Linked DNA regions of Mus musculus: regions 2 and 3 are each linked to region 1. The links are chromatin loops, found by intact Hi-C in ENCODE. Cell type or tissue: left cerebral cortex. All regions are shown on one strand. Region 1 has its middle 68 kb from the start of 1700020D12Rik. Region 2 has its middle 18 kb from the start of Gm20187. Region 3 has its middle 53 kb from the start of 4933409F18Rik.

The links. Hi-C counts contacts between places; a loop is a spot of excess contacts. Peaks named below come from ENCODE experiments on the same cell type or tissue, not always from the same donor. Only the 100,000 strongest peaks of a DNase experiment are listed, where the experiment ranks them.
Region 2: it touches region 1 in a loop (2.0-fold over the local background); 3 of 42 quality-filtered maps call a loop at or near these places.
Region 3: it touches region 1 in a loop (2.3-fold over the local background); 3 of 42 quality-filtered maps call a loop at or near these places.

What each region holds. Positions count from the first base shown.
Region 1 is chr12:26,540,746-26,548,745 of GRCm38, forward strand. No RefSeq gene overlaps it. Among named protein-coding and RNA genes, the nearest start is that of 1700020D12Rik, 68 kb to the right of the region's middle. In left cerebral cortex, no CTCF peak of the experiment used is centred here; DNase peaks (open chromatin) are centred at 4,313, 5,812, 6,055, 6,434 and 1 more place.
Region 2 is chr12:27,129,339-27,137,338 of GRCm38, forward strand. No RefSeq gene overlaps it. Among named protein-coding and RNA genes, the nearest start is that of Gm20187, 18 kb to the left of the region's middle. In left cerebral cortex, a CTCF peak has its summit at 4,272; DNase peaks (open chromatin) are centred at 975, 1,421, 2,318, 2,669 and 1 more place.
Region 3 is chr12:26,777,841-26,785,840 of GRCm38, forward strand. No RefSeq gene overlaps it. Among named protein-coding and RNA genes, the nearest start is that of 4933409F18Rik, 53 kb to the right of the region's middle. In left cerebral cortex, no CTCF peak of the experiment used is centred here; DNase peaks (open chromatin) are centred at 1,135, 3,868 and 7,940.

The sequences.
Region 1 (8,000 bases):
GCAGAGAGAAGCTGCCCAGAGGGTCCCCACTAGCATCTCATAGGATGTAGCCTGAGGGCTCATACCTGCCACAGAGCATCCAAGTGACTGTATATACTTGTAGTGGTACCCTGAAGAAGAAATTGAGCAGAATTCATGAGTAATGGTCATAGGTACATTCACCAGCCTTACAGTTGCTTCCAGGAGATGCACTGTGGAGGATGAGGCCAAAACACATTTCTAGAGAGTCCTTCTGCCTCTGTTCAGCTACATCAAGACTTTGAGATAGGCTGAGTCTTTTAGTTAGGGTTTCAAATGCTGAGAAGAGACACCATGATCAACGCAACTCTTCTAAGGGACATTTAACTGGAGCTAGCTTACAGGTTCATAGATTCAGTACATTATCATCATGGCAGGAAGCATGGCCATGTCCAGGCAGAAACAGTGCTAAAGAAGAAGCCAAGAGTTCTACATCTTCATCTGACTGCAGCCAGGAGAAACTGTCTCAGGGGCAGCTAGGAGATGAGTCTCAAAGCCCATCCCCACAGTTACTTCCTCCAACAAGGCCACACCTTCTAATAGTGCCACTCCCTGGCCAAACATTTTCAAACCACACACTGAGCTATACCACCAAGATCTCATGTACTCCACTCTGCCTGCCTAATGTGGCGTTTAGAACAGAGTTAGTAGACATGGTGGTTAATCTTGACTGTTAACTTGATGAGACCTGGAGTTATCCAAGAGGTGCACTCCAGCATGCACATGCACTTTACTTGTGCATTGAGAAACCACCAGGTTCTCAGCCTTTCCAGTCTGAGATAGTCATTGTTGGGCTACTCTGCCCATATCATGTAGACAATCTAACAACTCTTATTTTGATACTTATTCATTGTATTGCTTCTGTTTTTCTGGAGAACACTGACTCTCCCTTCTTCCCATCATGTCAAGCCACAACAAATCCAATTTCTTCCTTCCTTCCTTCCTTCCTTCCTTCCTTCCTTCCTTCCTTCCTTCCTTCCTTCCTTCCTTCCTTCCTTCCTCCCTCCCTCCCTCTCTTCTCCCCTTCTCTTTCTTTTTTTCAAAAGCATACAGTTGAGAATTCAATGAAACTCAGAACTCAGCCTCAGGTCTTCAGCACCCTGCAGATATATATACTGTCTGGAAACTAGTTTTTCTTTTCTTTCTTTCTTTCTTTCTTTCTTTCTTTCTTTCTTTCTTTCTTTCTTTCTTTCTTTTTCCTCCTCCTCCTCCTACCCCCTCCCCTCCTCCTCCTCCTCCTCCTCCCCCATCCTCCTCCCCCTCCCCTCCTCCTCCCCTCCCCCCTCCTCCTCCCCCTCCTCCTCCTCCTCCTCCTCCTTCTCTTCCTCCTCCTCCTCCTCCTCCTTCTTCTTCCTAAATCAGTGCAATGATCTGCTAACACCACGGAAGACGTTTTAATATATCTGAAGTGTCCCAACTTTACTCATTTCATGAAGACCAGGAGACTGAGTTTGTCATCATAAAAGATCTAAACATGAGGTCTAAACAGAAGTTTCAGTGATCCTAGAAGTGAATAACACTAGAAGATTCTGGATAGATAATCCACTGAGTCAAGTTGCTAGCCCTCCCTCTGGCATTCATTGACTTTGCCTCTGAGTATGGACCCTGGACCTATAAATGAGGCTGCCAAAACCTTAAAGTCAGAGTTCTCTTCAAGGCAGTTATTGCCTTTCAAAGAAGATGAATAACTTCAAAATACCGTTTGCATGTGAATCAACCTGGAAAGTGCCTTCCCCTACTTTGCCTTGTTGTGTTTGCACACAACCATTCCAGGGAGTAAATTTTTAACATCTGTTCAAGGGTGATAAGAAGAATGCCTATTCCCTGACTCCTTTGCATAAAGACTGACAGGAGAGTCAAGCATTGACATGGAGATCAGACACACAGCAAATGGGCTTCATCTTTGGCTCATTTACACGTCAATGCCAAGCCCTGGCTGCTTCCTGACTTTGTCTTGTCTCAGCTCCCAGAGCAAACACAAGGAGCTCTGTGGGTCTTACACATATGCACCTGTAGATATGTCTTGACAGATGACAACAGGAGCATGGCAGAGCTCTGTGGCTCTGTTCTGACAGGATGGGGGCACTTTACTCAGCAGTGACTATTGATTGTCCGCTGTCCAGTAACAATGTGAACTGACTAACAAAATCCTCCCTTCATTGGACCTTGGTGGCAGATCTTATGTTTTACTTTCCCATTCATCAGCTTCTCAGGCCAAAATCTCTCTCTCTCTCTCTCTCTCTCTCTCTCTCTCATGTGTGCACATGTGTTTGTGTGTGTGTGTGTGTGTGTGTGTGTGTAGTGTGTATGAGAAGGTGGAAGGGGAGAAGAAGAAAGAGAGGAAGAGAGACTATGAGATGAGAGGGATGAAAGTGGGTTGGCCTAAGAGCAACCACTTCATCTCCTTCATCTCCGGCGGCATCTTTGTACCAAATCCCCATCTCCCTGAGGAATCTGGACAAGTCTGCCGAACAAAGCAAAGGCCTAACTTTCAGAAGTGATGGGGAATTTTACATCATATAACTTAGTTTCACATACTGCACATGGCAGGGAGCATGGAGGAATCAGGTACCACAAATTGAGAGCTGTCAAGTCACAGAAGAACTCAGTCTCAGAGACCTATGGAGAGGCATAGCCTGTTCAAGCCTGTGTTCTAAGAGTTACGTCTGCTATCTCAGTATTTGTTAAAGGCTAGTTTCTATGGCTCTGAACTTGAATGCCTTTGTCCCTTGGCAGGTACTTGGCAGAATATGAATTTTAATTTGTTTCTCACTTCTGGGAGGGACCATAGCACAGGGGCTGATACAGCCTACTCACGGAGGCTGTTTCACAGCTGAGCATACATGCTGCCTTTTCATGCTATCCTTCCCTAACCCAGGAGCTATGCTGACTTACAATGTCAACATTGAAGAGACTCTGAACTGCTCACATCATCCTGTATGCATGCACAGGGTCAGAGGTGGACCATGGATATTGATCTTGTACCTAGTCTTGTTGGGTGATAGGGCTCAGGTCTTGAGGAATTGAGTCAGGGTGTATTAGGCTATAGTCCCCTTGTCATAAAGAATTGCATGGACTCAGCCTGACTGGTCCACTCTACTTACAGAAACAATAAACAATATGTATAGGTACTGAGAACAACCTACCCTGCTCCTAGTCACACCACAAAAGAATAGATGAAACTTCCTAGTAGCTGCCTATGTGCATGACCCCAGCCCCTCTGAACGCACTCACACTTCATCTCACAGAATGATTGGGGCCTCCTTGTTCTTCCAATACAGCGATATTACTTTCTCCCTCAAGGGAAAAAATATACTCATTTAATATACCTCCCTTTTCTCTTACCCGCCTCCTCACCCCTCACCCTTACCCTCTTCCTCGTCATTGTTGTTGTTGTCATTGTATTCGTCATCATTGTCATCCTCCTCCTCTTCCTTTTCCTTCTTTCTATTGATTCTAATTTGTATAGCCCATATCCCCATATACTCATGGTTTGTGGCCATCTTCTGGAGTACTGTTGACCTACCAGGAGCCACAACCTTAAAAAAAAATACATACTCTCTCTCCCCAAAGTTATCAACTGTCAATTGCTTTGCAGTTAAGGGTATAGGCTTTCAAAACCCTCTGTCTCTATGCTAGAATGTTGAATAGCTCGATCTTAATTGAATATATATATTTAAATGTATGACATATGCAATTTGTGTTGGATTTATCAAGGCCTATTCCCATCTGAAATTGAGGAGAGTCTGAACAGGGGGCTTTGAGAGAGAAGTGCTCAGCAAGAAAGGGAGAATTAAAATCCTACTTGCCCCATTTCCTTCTTGGTTGTGTTTCTCACTCTTGCCCACTCTTGGCCCTTTCCTCTCTATCTCACTGAAGTGTGAGAAACCACTGCAGTCCTAGCCCCATCATTTGCTTCCCATGCATTCATGGGATGAGAAGGTGCCTTGCAGTGGCTTAGAGACCATTGCACCTGACCACACTCAGTCCATTTTAGGTTCCCATGCAGCTCATAGGTGGCTCCAAAAGCCATGTTTGTTACCATGTCAGCCCTATTCTGCCACAACAAACTTTAAAGGTCTCCATAGCCAGATGGCTATCCTTGTCCCTTCTTTATATCTCATTTGTTGTGTTTTAATCTCAACTGGCATTTGCTGACTTAACAAATGATTTTTTGTGTAGGTTTTACTTTAAGTGAATTATCTCTTATCCCATGTAAGTGAACGCAAGTCTTGCCTGTGTTGTTCACTGTTGAACCAGGAAACCCGGAGGAGGAACAGCAGGCCTCACTGACAAGGTGGTGGGTGTTTGCTTCAGCATAAACGTCTGTAAACAGTGAGTGAGGCCAAGCAGCCGTGGAGGCAACTTCTGCATGAGGGCCAGGCTGAAGCCTGCCTGAGAGCCTAGAGATTGATGATATGATGACAGTCACTTGGGAACTGCTACTTGGAGGACACATTTGCTTGGGACCAATGGGACACAGGTAGAGGGTATAAGCAGCACTCTCCAAGGATTGATAAATGAGCTTGCTGCTGCATTCTCACCTGCTCCCAGAGTCTGAACCATCGATTCCATGCCTTCTTACCAACTGGCCCCAAAGGGGACACCAGGCAGGATGGAGGACTCAAGCAAAGGGAACCCTACGTGGACCAGGCTACTTTCCACATATGTGGGAGAATGAATGAATAAAAAGAGAGGGGTGAGGTCTTGATTTTGATGCTACCCAAAGCCTATGAGATTTATAGCATGTGTACAATTCTTCCACATCACACCAGTCAAGTGTGTACATGTATTGCTTGGAAACATACCCCATATAAATACATTCGCACAACAGATATCTCTACACACTCATATACATGTCCTACATAACCACATTAACAGACAAGCTGTACATTTTCCATACACATACGTACACATATAGTGTGCACCCTATAGTTCTGTATAATCACAAACATGAAGAACTCCAGCACCCAAACTGGAACATGTCATGCAAACCATATACAGACATCTCAGGATAGGTCCCCTAAATAACTGTGAAGATGCATGTACATGAAAATGCCACCTACCTATATACTCACCCTATACATATCCACCCTACTTAACTATACACATGCACATCCTAATATCTCTATAGACACACCTCATATCCTGATATGTATGAACTAAATCAACACATACAACATAAACCAACAACATCCTATGTATACACCCATCACACACCTCATATATATTGTTGATAGGATATATATACACACACACACACACACACACACACATTTAACAACACTATATGTACACATACCTTACATATACTTTGTCACTACATATATGAGTTCCATGAAACTATGCACACATGCACATATCCCAATACCTCTACACTCATATTCTATACAGCTGCTGATGCACATATTACATCAATACCCACATATGAACAGCACAATACCTCACATACACAAGGACTGCATGTAGCCACAAACACAAACATGCACACATACACATGCATACACTGTAACCATGCCTTCTTCCTTCTCAAAATGCATACTATGAACCATGTGCATGTCCCCCATAAGCTCTCACCAACCATATATACAGATGCACAGCCTGATAAACCCCATGCACACCTGCCACAATGCCACATAACTGCAAACACAGCTGTCACCTCATCACGTCACCAAGAAGAGAAGCCATATCTTTACAGTTTGCACAGTTTCCTTTCACATTTCTGGTGGCACATGCCCCACTTTCAGATCGTGGAGCCTGAGTGTTGCAGAAGGCTGTCGACAGTTGAGAGGAGGCTTAGAGAGGAATTCTTGATGACGGGCCAAAGAGATGGATTTGTGAGCCAAATTACACATGCGAAATCTACCCAGCTCACCTAGAACACTGTGATGCCCGAGCAGGGGACACCCTGAAGAATCTTGAAAACAAATGGAGAAGAGGTATCTTGTTAGCTGTGTGTGTGGATTAGTAGTTGGATGACAGAGGTTGAGTGGAACCTTGGGGACTATTGGCTCAGGGCACGCCAGGAAGGAACTCAGAAGTTCTTTATTGTTGGATGGGAAACACGACCAACGGAATGCTTCCAGCATTTCTCCTTTCCCAGATAGAATCCACATTCTGAAAATCTTCGAAAGAGAGGCAGAACACCCTGGAAAATGTCATCACTTTTTATGTTCACACTAATTCCTTATCACTTGTGTGGCTCAAATTCAAGTTTGCATGAGTTTCAGATTTGGCAAAGAAGGTTACAAGTTCAGATTAAATGCAGTTCTTCAGAGAACAAATTATAAGCACTTTATTATAAGCATTCTGTACCTTTCAGGGCTGCCAGAGACTGCCCACACCCCTTGGCTCCAGGGACAGTCTTCATTTTCAAAGCCAGTCATATTTTCTCTAGCTGCTCTCTTTCATGATGAAGGAACAGATGGTCACAAGGGGTTCATCTCCCTCATCCACAGTATCCTCTGTGACTCTACTTCTTCTATTATGTGACTTGATACAGACTCATAGATTGGCTTGTGGACAACTTTGAGAGGCCTGGTTCTGCAGATGCATGTGGCAAGAAGCTATGGGAGTCGGAGAGACAGAGACAGAACTGGGCTTGCGTGAGCTTCTTCTTCTGGATTCTAGGACTCTCCTCTTTTAGCACCAATGTCCCGCTCACACCCCAACTGACTCTATATTGCTGTCATTTGCTCAGGGCTCAGCATAGCTCATTCCCACTTTATCTCACCCATTCACAGTTCATGAAACTAAAACAAACACAGACTACAAAAGACAAATGATGAGGGTGCTCTCTCTCAGCAGCCAGGAGCCCAACAGGAAAGAAAGACAAGTTCAAAGTCTGTGTGTGGGCTCCAAGTTTCTGTCTGAGAAACAGCCGAGCCACTACCATCCAGGGTAAGCAGGGAGGGGGAATATTTGCATTCCTTAGGCAACAGTGCCTGTGACATAAGCTGCTTGCTAGCACAGCTGCTTTCTGGGAAGGGCACATGGAGCCCAAGAGGTTTTTCTGAGAAGGAACTGAGAAGACAAAACCCTTACACAAAGCTCAGCAGCCAAGTACAGACACAACCAAAGCTTCTCTGGGATGGAGCAGAGTTGGCAGAAACAGAGGATCAGAAAGGAAGCATCCAGCCCGCATCCTGAATTTAGGAAGTGAATTCATTTGCTGACATTAAATAGCCATAAGTGATGAGGTTGGAAAGGGACATAGGCTTAAGTCTACAGCCTGTTTGCCATCATTTGTATCTGGAATATCCCCTAAAGGACCACATGCTGACAGCTGGGTCTCTAGCCTCTGCCAAATTTGATGGTGGGACTTTTAGGAAATAGTGCTTCAGCAAAGGAAGTTGTGTCAAAAACATTCTATCTCCAGGTGTGGTGGCGCACGCCTTTAATCCCAGCACTTGGGAGGCAGAGGCAGGTGGATTTCTGAGTTCGAGGCCAGCCTGGTCTACAAAGTGAGTTCCAGGACAGCCAGGGCTACACAGAGAAACCCTTTCTCGAAAAAAACCAAAAACCAAACCAAACCAAACCAAACCAAACAAACAAACAAACAAAACCATTCTATCGAGGCTCAGGAAGTAAGAAAAAGGTACAAGCCTCAGGAAGTTCCTGGAACCTCTAAGGTTCACAGGCCTCTCCCAAATGCAGTGCTTGTAGATGCGATAATGCATGCTTGGGAGAGGAGAGTGTGCAAGGGACTGAGAGGAATGAGAGTTATGCAGGAGGTTCCAGCAGTGCAGATTTTGTGAGTTGGCACCCTGCTGCAGTGAGCTTTCTAGAGTTGTGGAGCAGCCCATGCTTACCCTGATGAGGAAGTCTCCCCTCACATACCCATGAGTAGCACCAGTAAACTCACTGGCTTACTAAACTGGAGGGGATGGAATTGTTTCTTTGGCTCATCCTTGGTGCCTTAGTAGGTGGATTTGTCTAGGGAAAGTGACACAATGGGGACAATGGTGTTTGTGCTGGCCTGT
Region 2 (8,000 bases), 590 kb after region 1:
ACATATGGAGGCCATCCTTATTCAAACCATCACAGGTGGATTAGTAAATCCTTATCTCAAAAATAATCAAAACAAAACCCAATAAAATGGTAGTTAATTAATTTTTAAAATTCTCTTCTCTGTGTAGAGCCCAAATTTCAAGTTGAAGTCAAAGAAACTATACTTTTAAACATAAAGTGAAACAGAACACATATTTTTCTCACTGGGGGCTGGTCTTCTTTTGTATTGGAACAACCCTGTGGTTCAGTCTTAGATATCACCATTTAAGTTTGTTTGTTTTTAATCAAGGGAAATCAAAATAATAGTTTGCCATTCTAATTGCTATTATTCCACTTGTCCAGGTACAGAGGTTCAACCAGGTACAGCAAAGTCATCTTGGTCCTTACAAGGTACTTGTCACGGGGGGAGGGGGTGGTAGTGCACCCTTCCCCTTCACCCAACACTTCAGCTTTAGGTTGCTGAAGCAAGAGGATCAGAGTTCAAAGTTAGCCTGGGCTAAAGAGGGAAATGCTCAGAAAAAATAAAAACTAAAACAAACTTCCATTTTTCTTGGGTGGTGGGAAGGAAACATAGTGAAGAGTCGGGTTAGGTGTTCCCTGTAACCTAAGGGGCTGACTCGTTAAACAGCTGTCAGGTACTGGTGATTCCTACTGTGACCCAGGACACATATAGGCAGTCATGACCGGATGATATTCTTATCCTGAATGAACACACATGGAGAGTCAGCACAGCCTTTTCTATACTCCACCTGGTCTACCTAGTAGAATCCACTTCTAATCAGCTACTTTACTGTATAACAAACAGGGACTGGTTTCATAGTTCTGGGGATGTCCCTTGAGATTAGAATTAAAGTACTCTTTTCTCAGTTAAGAGTGTGAGATAAATTACAAAGGCCGCCATCTGGATCTATCCTTAGAGCTCACCAAGAATGTAGATCCAGAATAAATAGCTCATTATTTCTGCAAGTGTTGCCTCTCTTCCATTTCTGTCCTTTGGTTTTCATACTTAAAGAGATATTCGTCTGATGGGGTGGGGCCATCTAAATAGTGACATCAGCTAGCCTCCTTTATGCTCCTTTTACTACTGGTGGAACACAGTATTCAAGTCTGTCTCCTATTCTACTAATTGTCTTGTCATGTGGGCTACCCATGCTGATTATCTCTATCTTTTGTTGATTTCACACATACTCATTCTAAATAAGTCCTATGGTTAGAGAGGTGACTTATGTAGAATTCATTTTTCTGGAGTGAATTTGCTTTGGTCAAGGGTCCAGAGCTGGGGTATCTTGATTCACTCTCTGAGTGGGTGGCCTTTTATGAGTCAGCGTCATCATTGCAATCATTTTGGGAAAGCAGAAAGCCTTCTCATCTAGTTTTATTTAAACCCCAAGTTAAGTGGACCCAGCCAAGTATTCTTTTCCATGATCCAAACTCACAGAAGTTCTCCCTGGCAGAATTAGCAGAATTCTCACCATGGGTTAAGCCTCCTCCTGATTCACACCAAGAAAAAAAGGTGAGAGAAGGTTTTATGTAGAACTCAAGTAGATTCAAAGTCTCAACTCTGGCCCCTATGACAAATAAACTGGAAAGCATTCCACCAAGCCTTATTTCTGAGTCAATCCAATATGTGCTCACATCTTTGGCTGCTACTTATGTTCCTAACTAACCTGATAACCCAGCTATGCAGCTATGAAATATTTTCCTACAGAAATGCTATTACAAGTTTCAGAAGTAGAGTTTTGAGACATCTTGTCTATCACAAGTTGTGGGTAAAGTTAATAGATTACAATTATTTTCCAAAGGGCTTCTTTCAAAGTTCTTAATGGTAGAAAAACATTGATTTTATGTTGATTTCAAACAAAATATAACAACAAACTAATTTCATAATGGGCTATATTTTCATTTGTGTGTTGCTAAACTTCTATATGATACTTGCTCTCTCAAAGAAAGGGCAGTCTTCAGTTTTTGGGAATATGAATAGAGATTCTTTCACTTAATGATTTACTTGATCAACTGATTTAGTAAATCCTGAAAGTACACCTTGAGGAGTATTTTGTTTGCTGGCAATTTTTTAAGAAAACTAAATATCAAAATAAAAACTGAACAGTTGTTTCAAAAGTCATGAAGTTCAAAACAGGCAATGTTGAATATAAGCCCAGATTTGCCTCAATCTATAGTTCTTGCTATACTAGCAATTGCTCAGAGGTGGTTGTGTCCTCCCTTGAGAACTCTGTGATCTCCAGGGATCTCCTCACCACTGTGAATCCACCTACATGCTCAGTCTCAGCTCTAGAAACAAGAGTGCTCCGTTTGCCAACAAGCCTTCCCTGTGATCATTTTTAATCTAGTCAGAGGAATTCCATGTTATGTCAGCTAAAATTGTTGTTCTATTCAGGGGACAAATAAGAATGTCATCAAGTCCCCTGGAAAATGTCAACTCTGACTATAACATATTACTTAGGTGAAGAAAAGGCAAACAAGCATATACTTAGTAGTATACATTAACCTGTTGCTAACAGAGCAGAGGTGTCTTGGCTTAGAAGCATGCTGTTTCCAGCCTTAAGTGAATCCACGGATGCTGTCCTTTGAGCTCCTGCCACCCACATCTCCTAAAACATCACTTACAGGCCTGTCAGTTTCTCAAGATTTGGAATTGAAAAGTGTGCCAAGAGCTGAGTGGAGGTGAGAGAGAGGGTAAAAGCTCAAGTGTCTGGAGAGCCAGATGGAAGTGAGGAGTGTCTGAAGAAAGCGTGTGTGGATAGAGGGAGGCTGAAGGGGAGGTGGAGCTACTCCAAGTTGGCTCTGTAGACAGGAGCTTTCGGCTTTGAAGGCTGGCTTGAAAAGTGACCAAATCTTTTGGAATCATTACTTCATTTGTCTAATGAGAATAAAAATTACTGACTTGCATGAGAAATGGGTGGAAGTGCTTAGGAAAGAATGTATAATGATAACAATTGTGTCATTGTAGCTAAACATGCACAGCTTGCTACTGATCGAATAGGACACTCTTGTCAGTTAGTCCAGGATGAGATTAGAAGAGAAGAAGGTTCTGGGACACCAGTCAAGGAGGTTTCTTGGACAGTTTGTCCATTAGCCTACATTCTGCAGAAGGGCAGAGATCCTAGAGAGATGCTTCAAGGGACTTATGAAGATTCTGGCCTATCCACTGATTACATACACTGGGTAGCATGTAGTATGGGTCATGTAGCATAGACAGCACTTAAAGACACTTAAAGGAGACATTATATCAACATGTGTAGGGAAGATATTACTAGGGCATCTAGAGGAGGGGTAGAGGTGCTGAAGAAAAGAGAAGACTGGGCATCTAAACAGGTGTGAGAGACAGCTTTCTCTGTGAAATGACTTCTATTTGGATACTACTTAACTGGTTTACATGTGAGTACATGCATGCACATGCACATATGTGTATGTGCATACATGTCTGTGTATCATGTAAAAATGAGTTTCTGACTTTACACTCAAGTATTATAGAGCCAAGAAGACCTATTTTCAGTAGTGAACAGGCTCAGACCCACTGTGTCTATGTTCTGACTTCATGAGGTATTGGAGCATTTGAAAAGCCAGATCTTTCCTTGGCAAATATGGTTGGTTGGTTGTTTCTCTGTTTTTCCAGCTACCGGAACTGATTTCACTCTAGGTCACAGTCTTCTCTTTTCTTCTCCCTCTCCCTCTCCCTCTCCCTCTCCCTCTCCCTCTCCCTCTCCCTCTCCCTCTCCCTCTCCCTCTCCCTCTCCCTCTCCCTCTCCCTCTCCCTCTCCCTCTCCTCTCCCTCCCCCTCTCAAATGAGTGAAGAATGTGGGACATCCATGGGGTCCCTGAGCAAGCTGAGCCACTGACTGAACAACAGAAGGTGATGTCAAGGGCAATGTCAGGCAGAGTGTGCAGAGATATCCCATGAAGGGTTGCAGTGATGGGGGTAGGGCATGGAGCACAGCATGGATACAGACAGAAGGCCCACAAGCCCAGTTGTGTAGGAGCAGGAGGCAGTTTTCTGGAGGAGGGGAAAACTCTGCTACTGCTCCATCTACAGCTTAGGGCTCCATCATTTTTCACAATAAGCCTCCCAGACAAGGATGTCTGGCATACATTTCTTTGTATCCTGCACACATCATGAGTAGTTTCTTTAGTAGCCTTACTCAGAGCAGAGCAACCCTCCAGCCAGGCGCCCTGTGAGAGAGGTACTGGTTCCTGTCAGCAAGCTACTCTGATTTGGCTGCTTTGAGCCACATGGGGCAGTGTTAGTACCTGGTCCAGACTGGGCCCCCACAGCATCTCTCCTGAAAACACAGTATCATCCCAGGAAGGAGAATGCAGAGGTATCCTCTCTCCAGGCCTGGAAACAATAGCAGTCTCAGGAGAACAGATGGGCAGGGTTCATGTCCCCACAGCTCATGCAAACTGGGCTAGCTTGAAGAAAACACTGAACACTGTGCATGAAATACCCACCAACATCAAACTGACTGGCTATAGAGGAAATGAAACCCATGATGCTGGCTCTCCATGTTTGCTGGGAGCTGCTACCTAAATTGCATGTCTCCTGCAGAGAATAGTACTATTCCACCCTCCAGGCACAGAAGCAGTTGGGGGAGTGAAGTGGGAACTGGGCCAGTTAGAGGCCCCTAGCTTTCACTCATAGGTTGGGCCAACCATGTGTATAGTGCTGTTGGGACAGGATACTACTTATGGTTTTAGTCTTTATAAGTGATTGCTTTGTTCAAGGCTTTTTAAAATTAATAAATTATTTTATTTATTTACATCCCAAATGCTGTCCCCCTCCCAGTACCCTCTCAGAGTTCTTGCCCCCATCTTCCCTCCCCTTCACCTCTGAGAGGGTGCCCCATCCCCAGGTATCTCTAAGGTGACTGCTATAGAGTCTTTCAGAAGCAGAAGGAAAGGGGGTGGGTTGAGTCTGAAGCTACCTCTCTGCAGAAATCACCATGGACCCCAAAAAAACTCAGAGTGACAGTGTGGTGTCATGCTGGGGCTGAATGTGCCCCAGGGCAGGTAGAAAGTCGATATTTTCCCTGTAGGATGAGCTCAGAAAGAAAAGTTAAAGAACAAGCTCACAACTTCTAAAAGATCTTATACTGCCACTGTGTGTTTGGATGTTTCTCCCTCCACAGACTCTTTAGCTCTTTCTGTGGTAATTATTGACCTGCCCACAGCCCAGAGCAACAAGGCTGAGCTATTATTTCCCTGTGGATATATGGCTTAGCTAGCTGACACTCAGGTCAATAGACTCTGGTTGAAATGACTCTCAAGCCCAGACCTCAGCTGCTGTCTACCTGGCTTGTCTCTTGTTGTCCTTGGGCCCAGCCTTTTGATCAGCCTGCTCCTGCTGTCTGCACAACTTGCTTCCCTCCACTGATCCCAAAGGACAAGGCTTCCTTTAGTCACCCCACCGGGTCATGCTGTCATGGTCTTTCCTAATGGAGAGCTAGGGAGGAGACCTGGGTAGGGGGGGGGATAATGCAGTTGACAGTGTACATTCTTAGCACTCATAGAAAAAGTGATATGATATAGCCTATGCCTGAAAGCCCTGTGCTGGGACCACAGAGACAGGAGAGTCCCTGAGTCCCATGGACCAGGCAGTCTAGACAAATCAACAAAGTCCAGATTGAATGAGAGACCCTGTCTCAAAATTAATGGAGGTGAGCAATGGAGAAAGACACCTGATATCAATCTTTGGTCTCCACATACACATGCACAATCAGACACATGAGGGTATACGAGCACACTCATGCACAGGCACACACACATGTGCACACACATACACACACACACACACACACACACACACACACACACACACACTGGAATCAGCCTTTGAGTTTACTTAGAATCTACTGGAGTCTCTGAACTCCACTTCCTTCCACTTCTCTCCAGCCTGCCTGGTTGTGCTGTCTAGTTGATCTGATTGTGCTTATGACAGTGTGACGCTGAAAGGGTCTCCCCTGCTCCAGGACCTGTTTTCTATAGAATGGACTTCAGAATCATAGGAGAGTCAATACAGACAACTGGTCTATGGCAAGGGGAAGGAGCTAGCTTGGGGGAGGAGAGCCGGGCTTGGGCCCTCACTTCTTCCCCTCTCTTCCCTGTAGATGTAGTAGAGACCTAGTAGCTTATAGGCCTGGTTGGGGGGGGGGCACACTCTAGAACAGCCTGAGAACAGACTCAGCATCAGAACAACTGGTGGGGCACACTCTAGGAGGACAGCCCGAGAACAGACTCAGCATCAGAACAACTGGTTTCTTGGCCACACTGCACCGAGGAGCAGGGCACTGCCTCTTCTGCCCCTCCCAACCCCTACGCACACCTGTAGGGCAAACCACATATAAAAAGGAGTTAAGATTTCAATTCATACAATTCTCTCAAAACCCACACCCCCTACCCAGAGTCTCTGCTCAAGTAGCTTCCATATTCTGCTGAGGATTTCAGGGCTATGTCTAATGTCACTCTGTTTACAATGAAAGACCCAGGGAGTCTAATTTGTCTGAGACATTGAATGGTGGTAAAGCTAAGAAGTTGTCTTATCTGTATTTTAAATCGGCTGCAATTATGGCCATTTAATGCTTAATCCAGAAGAATATCCTTGCTTTACATAATAGAAAAGGCATGACACCAAGTAACAGTCAGTCTGCCTTCTGTTTTCACTGGGGATTAGTTCTCAGAACCTCAACAGATGCCAACATCTGCAGATGCTCAAGTGCTTATATAAAATGGTGTGACACTCGCATGTAACCTATCGCATTCTCTCGTGTGCTTTAAACTCTCTCTCCACGGCTTACCACACCTAAAGCTGTGTAAAAGCTCTGCAAATGAGCCTTACACTGGGCTTCTCTGGCAAAGGGAAACAGATCTGTATGTGTTCAGTACAGAGGAACTTTTTTTCCCCTGAATATTTTCAATCTGACATCGTTAAATCCACAGTTGTGAAAGCAGCGGCACAGAAGGCTGCTGTGCACACCCCGGACAGGAAATCGCTGCTGTTTCTTAAGCTTCTGTGTGTGCTGCAGGATTTTCCTGCCAAACAGCATTCCTCGCTCTAGTTCTGTAAGGAAGCTTTGCAACTCTACAGATGAAGAGTCTCCCATCCAGGATGGGATGTGGCTCAGTGGGTAAAGTGCCTATGGTACAAGCCTGAGGCTCTGCATTCTGGTTCCTAGTACCCTGTAAAAAGCTGGGGCCGCTAATGTTTGTCTATGACTCCAGCACCGGGGGGGCAGGGGACAGGGACATGAGAGTACCTAGAGCTCATTGAGATAGCTTAGTTAAGTTCATGAGTTCTAAGTTCACTGAGAAATTCTGTCGTTAAAATTCTAGTGGAAAGCTGTCTTGAGAAAACATCTGGTGTTTTCCTGTGGCCTCCATGGACACTCCATCCTATGCCTAAGTGCAAGCAAAGATTATCTCAGCAGATTCACCTTTCTTAACGCAAAGAGTAATAGGAAAATGTATATAGTATGAAGTATATACAAAGAAAATTGGAGAGTGTTGGGCTAAGACCCATTGCTAGAATGTTCTAGCCTTTCTTCCAACTCAAGCAAGGCTCCCACCTTGACAAGTTTTCCCAGGAAAGAGCTCTCAGCCTCTCTACATCAAGTTACACACTGTGGACACAGAAGGACAGATCCAGCTCTTAATGTCATAGTCAGTGTTCAAGGGAGAATAATGGGGAGAGGACCATTTGCTGTTGGCCTTTAAGTTATCACTGTGGTTGTTTACCTCTCTCTGTCCTGCACCCTCCTATTTATACACAAGCAAAGTTTGCATAAAATCCTTTACTATCCAAATGGCATCTGAGGCTCTCTGTGTCATTACTCTCAGCATCTTGGCTTCTGGCCCCTCTGTGTAGACACAGTGTAGACAGCAGGCTAGCAACCTCAAATAGCCTGCACCTGCAATTTGTCTATGCTTATACGCGCATACATGTCCTGTCTCCAGTTATCTTGCCCCAAGAATAAATATCTACATTTCTTC
Region 3 (8,000 bases), 240 kb after region 1:
CACACAAATAGTTTTCTCCAATCGAGTCTCACTGAGAGCACAAACAACACTTAAAGGTGAGCCTATGCCAGCAGGGGAATGCCAACACAAAACAAACTCAGTGATATTTGGGGGAAAGTGTGCGTGTGTGTGTGTGTGTTTGTGTGTGTGTGTGTGTGTGTGTGTGTGTGTGTGTGTGTGTGTTGTGTATGGTATATATGTGTGCTTCTCCTGCTTTTTCTTTGTTTTTGATTTTTAATTCCTTTAAAATTTTTTACCTGTTTATTTTCTAAAGAAAGAGAAAGAAGGCATGGAGTAAGAAGGGTAGGGAATATGAGAATGATCTGTGAGGACATGAGGGAGGAGAAATTGTGATCAGAATATATTTTTTAAATGTTTTTAATTATAAATTAGAAAATAAAAACGAACTCCTGACTAGTAAAAGCCCTAACATGTCACTATTCAACACCACCAAGACAGATGGGGAAACTTGAGGGTGGCCATGTCTCTTCCTATGAAAGATGGCGCTTCTTTAGTCACTCTCTGGGGAGGTAGAAGATTTGCATATTTAATACACACACACACACACACACACACACACAAACACACACACACACATGAGAAATTCAAGGCATCAGAATAAGGAAAGCATGAAAAATAATATCCAGGGCATTAAGTCTAACAGCAAAAATCTGAAAATCAACCATAAATATATCTACCAAGTACAGAATGGATTAGTAAAATGCTGGATGTTTATAACCTAGCATGACTAGTAGTGAGCACATACCTTGGTGGTGATAAGTTTGCAAAGTGTAATACTGGGCGAAATCTCCAAGAACATAGGCACCTATGCTCTTCCGAAAAGTGTGCAGAAGGACCCAGGGTGCTGCACCCAGACAATTCCTGCCCACCTGCAGCCTGATGCCTGTATTTCATAGAAGAAATTGCATTTCTTATGTAGCTTGTGGCTCCAACCAGGGCTCAGGCAGAGATATAAATTCATGTGGCACAGCACAGACTTCAGAATCGCTTGCCCTCTCCTTCAAAGTGGTTTATGTCCTGGCTCCTTCTTCCTTCAGGATTTCTCCCTGGGAGCTCTTAAATCCTCAGGCAAATAGGCCAGAAGCCAGCTCCTTCCAGTCCCAATTGCTTTGTCATGTGACTCGGGCTTGCTTCAGAGGATTTAGACACACCACAGGTAGCATATGGAGATGGAGAAATCTGCATTTTCACAGGGTGAGGCTTTGTGCAATATTTAGGTAGGCATGTTGAATCGCTGCTCTTGTTGCACAGTGGGGCTTATGCTTGTTACAAAAATGGCTTGGGTAGGGACAGGGAGGGTAGGACCCAGCCTAGCCTGTTCCAGAGCAGAGCAAGGTTGCTGCCAAGGTCACCAACTACAAGTCAGTCTAGGTACCATCTCCCTACCCATACTGCATTCACAGCATACACACCGAAGGGCTCTCTGTTTTGTTTACTATAGTCAATCAGCAAAGAGAATGTGCATCTTACTGTAAGCAAAAATGTCACTTTATCACACACAGTGGTGTGAAGATAATGTAGGGCCCTACGTTTCGACCCCTACCTTCAGCTCTGCAGCTGGGTTAGGACTGTAAAAGGAAAGAAATATCCAATGAGAGGAAGGTGTGGAATTATGCCTAAGTACTGAATTCTCTACAGCAGCTTATAAAGCAGAAAATGGGTGCTGTGTGTTGGAGGTGGGTAGAGAGATGATTTGGAGGAACTGGGGACAGTAGGGACAGTGGACAACAGTCACCCTCCAAAACACCCAGGGGCTGTCTAGGGTGGAACACTAAAGTCAAGAAGGCACTGAGTCCCTCTAGAGTTACTGGAGGAACAGTTTGCTTCCTTCAGGGCAGACCATTAATAGTGTGAGAGATTTTTCACACACTTTCTTAGGCATTATGAGATAGGGAAATGGGTAGAGGACTTTTAATATTTAAGGGTTATGTTTTAAAGCAAATTGTTTATTTAACATGAAATGCCATGTGACTTTCCTAACATAACAGCCTTCTTCTGTGTATTGCCATTATTGGGAGATTCTTTTGAGAATTATGTTGGCTCTACAATTAGAAATTAGCTTTCTCTAAATAAAAAGTACTACACATTTGTGAAAATACTTTTATATATGTATGTGTTTAGGATAAAAACTTTTCTAAGAATATCTTGTTTTGATGGAATACTAAATCCCATGAGCGCATATAATAGGGCCTAAGTGTACCCAGGAAACTCCCATCAGAATAGACAGGTATTTTCTAGAAAACCTAGAACCATGACAATATTTAGGGGTGATCTCCCCATGATCCCTGCTTGAGGATTAAGTTAGTCTGGGGGTCTCTGAAGAGTTTAGGTGCAGTGGCCACATCTCTCCAGGCTTTGTTTGTTGTGACTTCCTTTCATGACCTCAGAGGGGAGAGAGTATCTTGTGACTTCTAGAGTGTAAAGTGTGGATGAAGGTGCTATATGGCCCTCTTACACACACATGCCCCTGCAAGCAGTCTCCATGGTGACCTTCCTGAAGTGTAGCTTGGGAATGAGCTGTCTTGAGCAGAATACTCCCTCCCCAACCAACCCCCTCCCTACCTCACTACCATCCACTCTCACCCTTCCCACCCTCTCTCCCTACGCCCATGCTTCAATGTTGTATTGTTCTTCCTTCTGGACTGGGGCCTTCCCTACAGGAGAGAGCCTCATTGAGACACAGGAAATAAACAAGAGTTGCAAGGCTCCAGCAAAGAAAATACAACTTACAAGTCTCGGGAAGAACCTGAAACATACAGGATGCACAGTTTGCCCCATACGCACAGGGTTATGGGGACAATTGTGGAGGACAGGATGCTTTCTTGCTAGTTGAGCTCATTTGATGGCCACATATGCAATGCTGCCTGCAAATTGTAGAGGAAACCCCAGAGCTGCAGACACAGTAAGAGTTATCTATCTATCTATCTATCTATCTATCTATCTATCTATCTATCTATCTATCTATCTATCTATTTTGGCTATACTTCCTCCAAGACACCCATGCTCTGTAAGTACTTTGGTTTGTTTACAACTTCCCAGGTAAAGAAACAGAATATCTATGTAGAGGTATACTGCTCTTGGAGTCACTTGGGCCAAAGTTTGCTTTTGAACTAAAGTTAAGTTAAATTTTTATCAAGTCCTCGTAGTGCTATCTGAGAATGTGTAGCTTGTTCTTATGCATAAAAGGCACAGACATATGTGAATAGAGTCAAACCCACAACCCAGATTAGTTTATTCAGAGTCCTTGTATGTGGTCTGTGAGCCTGGGTACTGCAGGCCTTGGCCAGTGCATAGAGTTTACAGGCTAGTCTGTGCCAGTCATTCACCAGGCTGAGTTCTCACTAACTGTGTTTATCTGATCAAGTGCCTCAGGCTCTCTCTTTTCACTTGCCTTAGATTTTCTTGCATATGAAGTGAGGTTGTGATCACAGGCTATAATCATGTGCAGGCCTCATGTTTGTGGCAAGCAAGATTGACAAACAAGTTCCCCTGTCCTAAATTTAGAGAGAGGTATTCCACTTGATCAAGGTTAGGGTATAGTTTTCTAAACCCTGGGTTCACCTGCACACTTCCAAGTGAACATACAATTGTGTCTGTGGCCTCCCTCACCCATCCCTGACTATCCTGCCATGCAGCTATACTGCTTTTGTTCTTCCACTCTCTTCCAAGTACTTTCCTATTCAAGACAACCACTTTCTGCACCTCCCTGCATGCCTCCTCTCGCTCAGATCCTGAAGTCCCTTCCTGCTTGTTCCTATTGCCTCTCCATGCAGCTTCTGTTGGGAGAAGAGGCAGCATCGTGGGCTGCCATGAGCTCAGTGAGGCATCTGTCTTGCTCCACCACAGATGGCTTGGCACCTGTTTCTGCAGAACTTCCTTTCCCAGAACAGCTGGCCTTTGCCATCTTTCTCAGCCCACAGCCATCCAACTGTTCATCCGCACTGGTGACCAGCCTGAGGCATGCTGCCTTGGAGTTGAAGGTGCTCTCTGTTCAGTGTTTTGTGGTCTAAGTTAGTTGTACTTGCCCTGGATTCTGGATTCCAAGGCAGCACTGTCATCCTGCCTGCACCTGGGATAGGTGAGAGTGTGTGTTTGTGTGTGTGTGTGTGTGTGTGTGTGTGTGTGTATGCATGTGTATACTTAGACTCTGTGCAATCCCAGTATCCTTACAGCCTTAACATCCAAGGTGTCACTAACAACCAGTGTCCAGATCAGACCAGCATCCTGATTCTCTAACAGGTTCTGAATTCAGTGATTCCCACAATACACTCATTGTTCCTCATCAGTGACCTTGAAATGTGAATGAAACTCTTTAATATTTGAGTCCCACATCCCCCTGACATTTTCTGTCACCAGGGATTTCATTTTTCCCTGTGTGCCAGCTCTGGTTCTAACCGGCTCTGTGTCAGCCAGCTCTCCCCGTTTGTAACAAAACACTGGAGACAACTGACTTAAGAAGACAAACGGTTTGTTTTGGTGCCCTTTGTGGGTTTTAGTCCATGGCTGATTGGCTGGCTGTCTCTCAATACCCTTGGACCTGTGGAGATGTGGCTTACAGCGATCTGAGTGCATCCTAGATGAGGCTGTGTGTTCCATGTCTGGAATGTGAAAGACAAAGGAAGAGGAAGTTCGGGGCTCCCAGTATGCTCTCCAAGAAGACAACTCCAACAACTAACTACCTTCCTCAAGGCCCTAGCACCATCCCCTGCCTTTTCCCCCTTGGGCTAAGAACCAAGTGTTCACATAGAGGTGGTCTTTGGGAAACTTTTATCCGAATCTTAGCAGGCCATTAGTTCAATACGGACAGTTGGGAATGTGGCCTGGGCCAGTGAATGTCCTGACAGGCTCTTGTGGAATTTAGCTCTTGTTCTAGGTAGAAGCTGATGAGCTCTTTCTTGAGAGTCCTCTAACCCCCTTGCTCTGATCTTAAAGGGCTTTTGAAATTCAGAGACCTTAGAAACAAATGCTTTAGCTTCCAAGCCCATCTGGTTGAATGGATACTTTTAGCTATGAAGCAACTATACAGATGAAATCTCAGTCATTTCGATAACCCATATCAGCATGGCTAGCCTTACTTCCAGAGGAAATATTCTCCCATATGGCATGACTTCAGAGGCATGGCCGTGGCTACATATGCCTCCTTTCCTCATCTCCTTCCCCAAATACAACTATTTCAGGTTTTCAGTTCCTAGTTAAACACAAATTCTTTCCTCAGGAGTTATAGCTTATAATAGAAAATCCCCCAGAAAATCAGCACTGATGGTGGGATCCACATCTCCAGGATGAGCTTTTCCAAGTTTTGGGTCTTACTCACATCCTTCCAGTTTGCCTGAATTTGATGAAGCTACAGTTGAAGTGGGTAACAAGGAAAAACTATTATTTAAAGAAACAGAAAATGATAATAAAAGATTGTAGAGGCAAGTGGGGACATAGATGCTAATGTGGGCCCTCTCTAGGCAGCAGTTTTATTACTCAGCATCCACTACCTCATCAGGGGAATGAAGGCATTCAGGTTCCCAGCTTAAGACTTGCACAATTATTCCTATTCTATAGAAGAAGCAGAACTAGAAGGGCTTGGGGCAGTTTCCTTTGCCATCTGTGTGGGTCACAGTGTACATGATCTCAAATCCCAGGACTGTCTGTCTCCTTGCTTCAAACCTGCATGCAGACACATACCTGCAATCGAGCTTTGTATGGGTAGGTTGAGGCAGAAGGACTGTGAGTTCATGGCCAGCCTCAGCCACATAATCAGAGCCTAATCTAATAAGCAATAAAGCAAACAAAGAGACAGTTCATAGCCATGGAAGCCAAGTTTTCTGGAACAAGCCTTTCCTATGGGTATTAAAAGAGGAGAGGTAGCTGGGTTTAGTCTGTTCCTGCCTATATTCTTAAAAGGGAATGTCATCTTCTCCACACAGGTAGTTCTGGGAAATTAATCTGACTTCAATGAAAGAGCTAGCAGGAGACCAACACTCAGAACACAGGCACATTAAATGCTCACCAGAGCACAACTTATAGCGTGGTGGCATTAGCCACATTTATGCTGTGTCTGACTTTTTTTTTTTCTCCAAATGCCTCATTTCAATGCTGACAGATTGGTTGACATCACAGTGTCTGTGGTATGCAGTGACAAAATGGTGTGACTTCTGTTACTACTGTTACTCAGACTACTTCATGGAAGCATTTGATTGACAAAGAGTACTTGTGCAAAAAGGTGTTCTCTGCCAAGAATTGGATCTCATGTGGTGTATTATTAGATCAATGGTATTTAAAGGCATTTTCCCTCCATGAACTCTCACAAGCGAGACAGCAGGCCGAGAAAAAGGGGCAAGCATGTATCCCAGCCAAGTGCTTCCTCACCAAACTCTAATTTCCATATTTTAGCAAGGAATAAGATATGCAATCCCAAACTTTATACATCTGGGTGAGAAAGAATAAAGTTCTTTGTGTTTTCAAATAGTGCATTTCTTTTGTTTAAATGTTTAAATACCAAAACACGCATGGTGGCCAATAGCAAAACATATAAGACGGCTGCAGAAAACATCCTCTTATTCCCTTATTGTCCTTCGTGGTTCCTAGTTGCTTGAAATCCTTGTAGGGAGACAGCAGCAAGAGAAAACAATGTGATCACCAGCAGAATATTTGCTTTCTGTTGGAAGATTCCAGCAAAAGGTTTCATGTGCTGGATGGCTTTTTTTCCAATTAGAAGACCAGGCTGGGCCTTTGGCACTGCGCTGATTCACAGCAGGGCTTTTCTGGCATCTGCTGGTGGGATACTTGCAGTGGGAAAGGAGTGTGTCTCTTAACCTCTTGACCTCCCTAGAATATTGTCCTGAATGTAAAAGCTATTGTCCTTCAGGCCAGTGACTTCTGCATGTGTACCACACACCATCCTCTTTCTAAGCAAGGATGAAGGTGTTCACCGGACTCAACTGAAAATGAGAAGCACAGCAACAACCTGCTTCGACATCTAAGACATCCCGAAGACAACTGCTTAGAATAGTTCATCACTGTGTGCATGCACATTCCAGGGCACATAGGGTGTGAACCAGATAGATATCATGTGTGCTATTTATAGAAGATCAAGGATATTATAATTAACCTGGTTTTGGACAACAGCTGCAGGTATCACAAAACATCTGGGGACAAAGACAATGGACCGAAGTGCAGGCTGCCGGCATGTGTGATGGGTGGAGAGACTCTTCCTCCCTCATGACTTTTCATTCCAATCACAGAAATAGCTGTCACTTTCCTGCTACCAAAGGAGGCAAATTCATATGAGGACAAACTTCTGTTCTAGCATGTTGGTAAGTACAAGAAACGTGGAGATGGGGTGCTGAAAGGCAGGGGCAAAGGCCTGGGCTGAGCAGCAGGGGCAAAGGGCCACCCATGCCACCCTGACTTAAAGTCTCAGATCTACCAGTTCTCTTAGCCTTGACGTGGTCCGGCTTGGTCTTCTCACTGGAAGAGACAAATGTTTTCTTTGATTTCATCATTACAGGCTGTTATATCAGAAGCATCAGATGCCAGACTGTGTAAAAGTATAACACTGAGAAGTTCACTAGGGGTAAGGACACTGGTACCATGTGGGTTCTCTACATTGGGGACCTGCTGGTAGCTGACTGGAGTCTGCTAGGATTTTTTTTTTCCTCCAGAGTCTTGTCTTTCCTTTTCCTAGTTAGCCTGGCAATCTCTGCTCCTCCTCTGAGACGTCTAATATATTTTCACAGCATTCCCAACTTCATCATTTTGACTCATATATTTTTGTCCCCAATGTCTGCCACTCACTGTATACCACCTAGTGCCAGTCATGGAGTAACCCTTAATCTCAGCATTCATGAGAGCTGTGTTCTTTTTTCTAGCTAAAGGAACTGACAGCATGCTTTATCTAGTATGGCTTATGTTCCCAGTGGATCATTGCCAGAGTCAAGACTCCAGCCCGTGGATTCACAACTCCAGTATAGTACTTGCCATTTCCA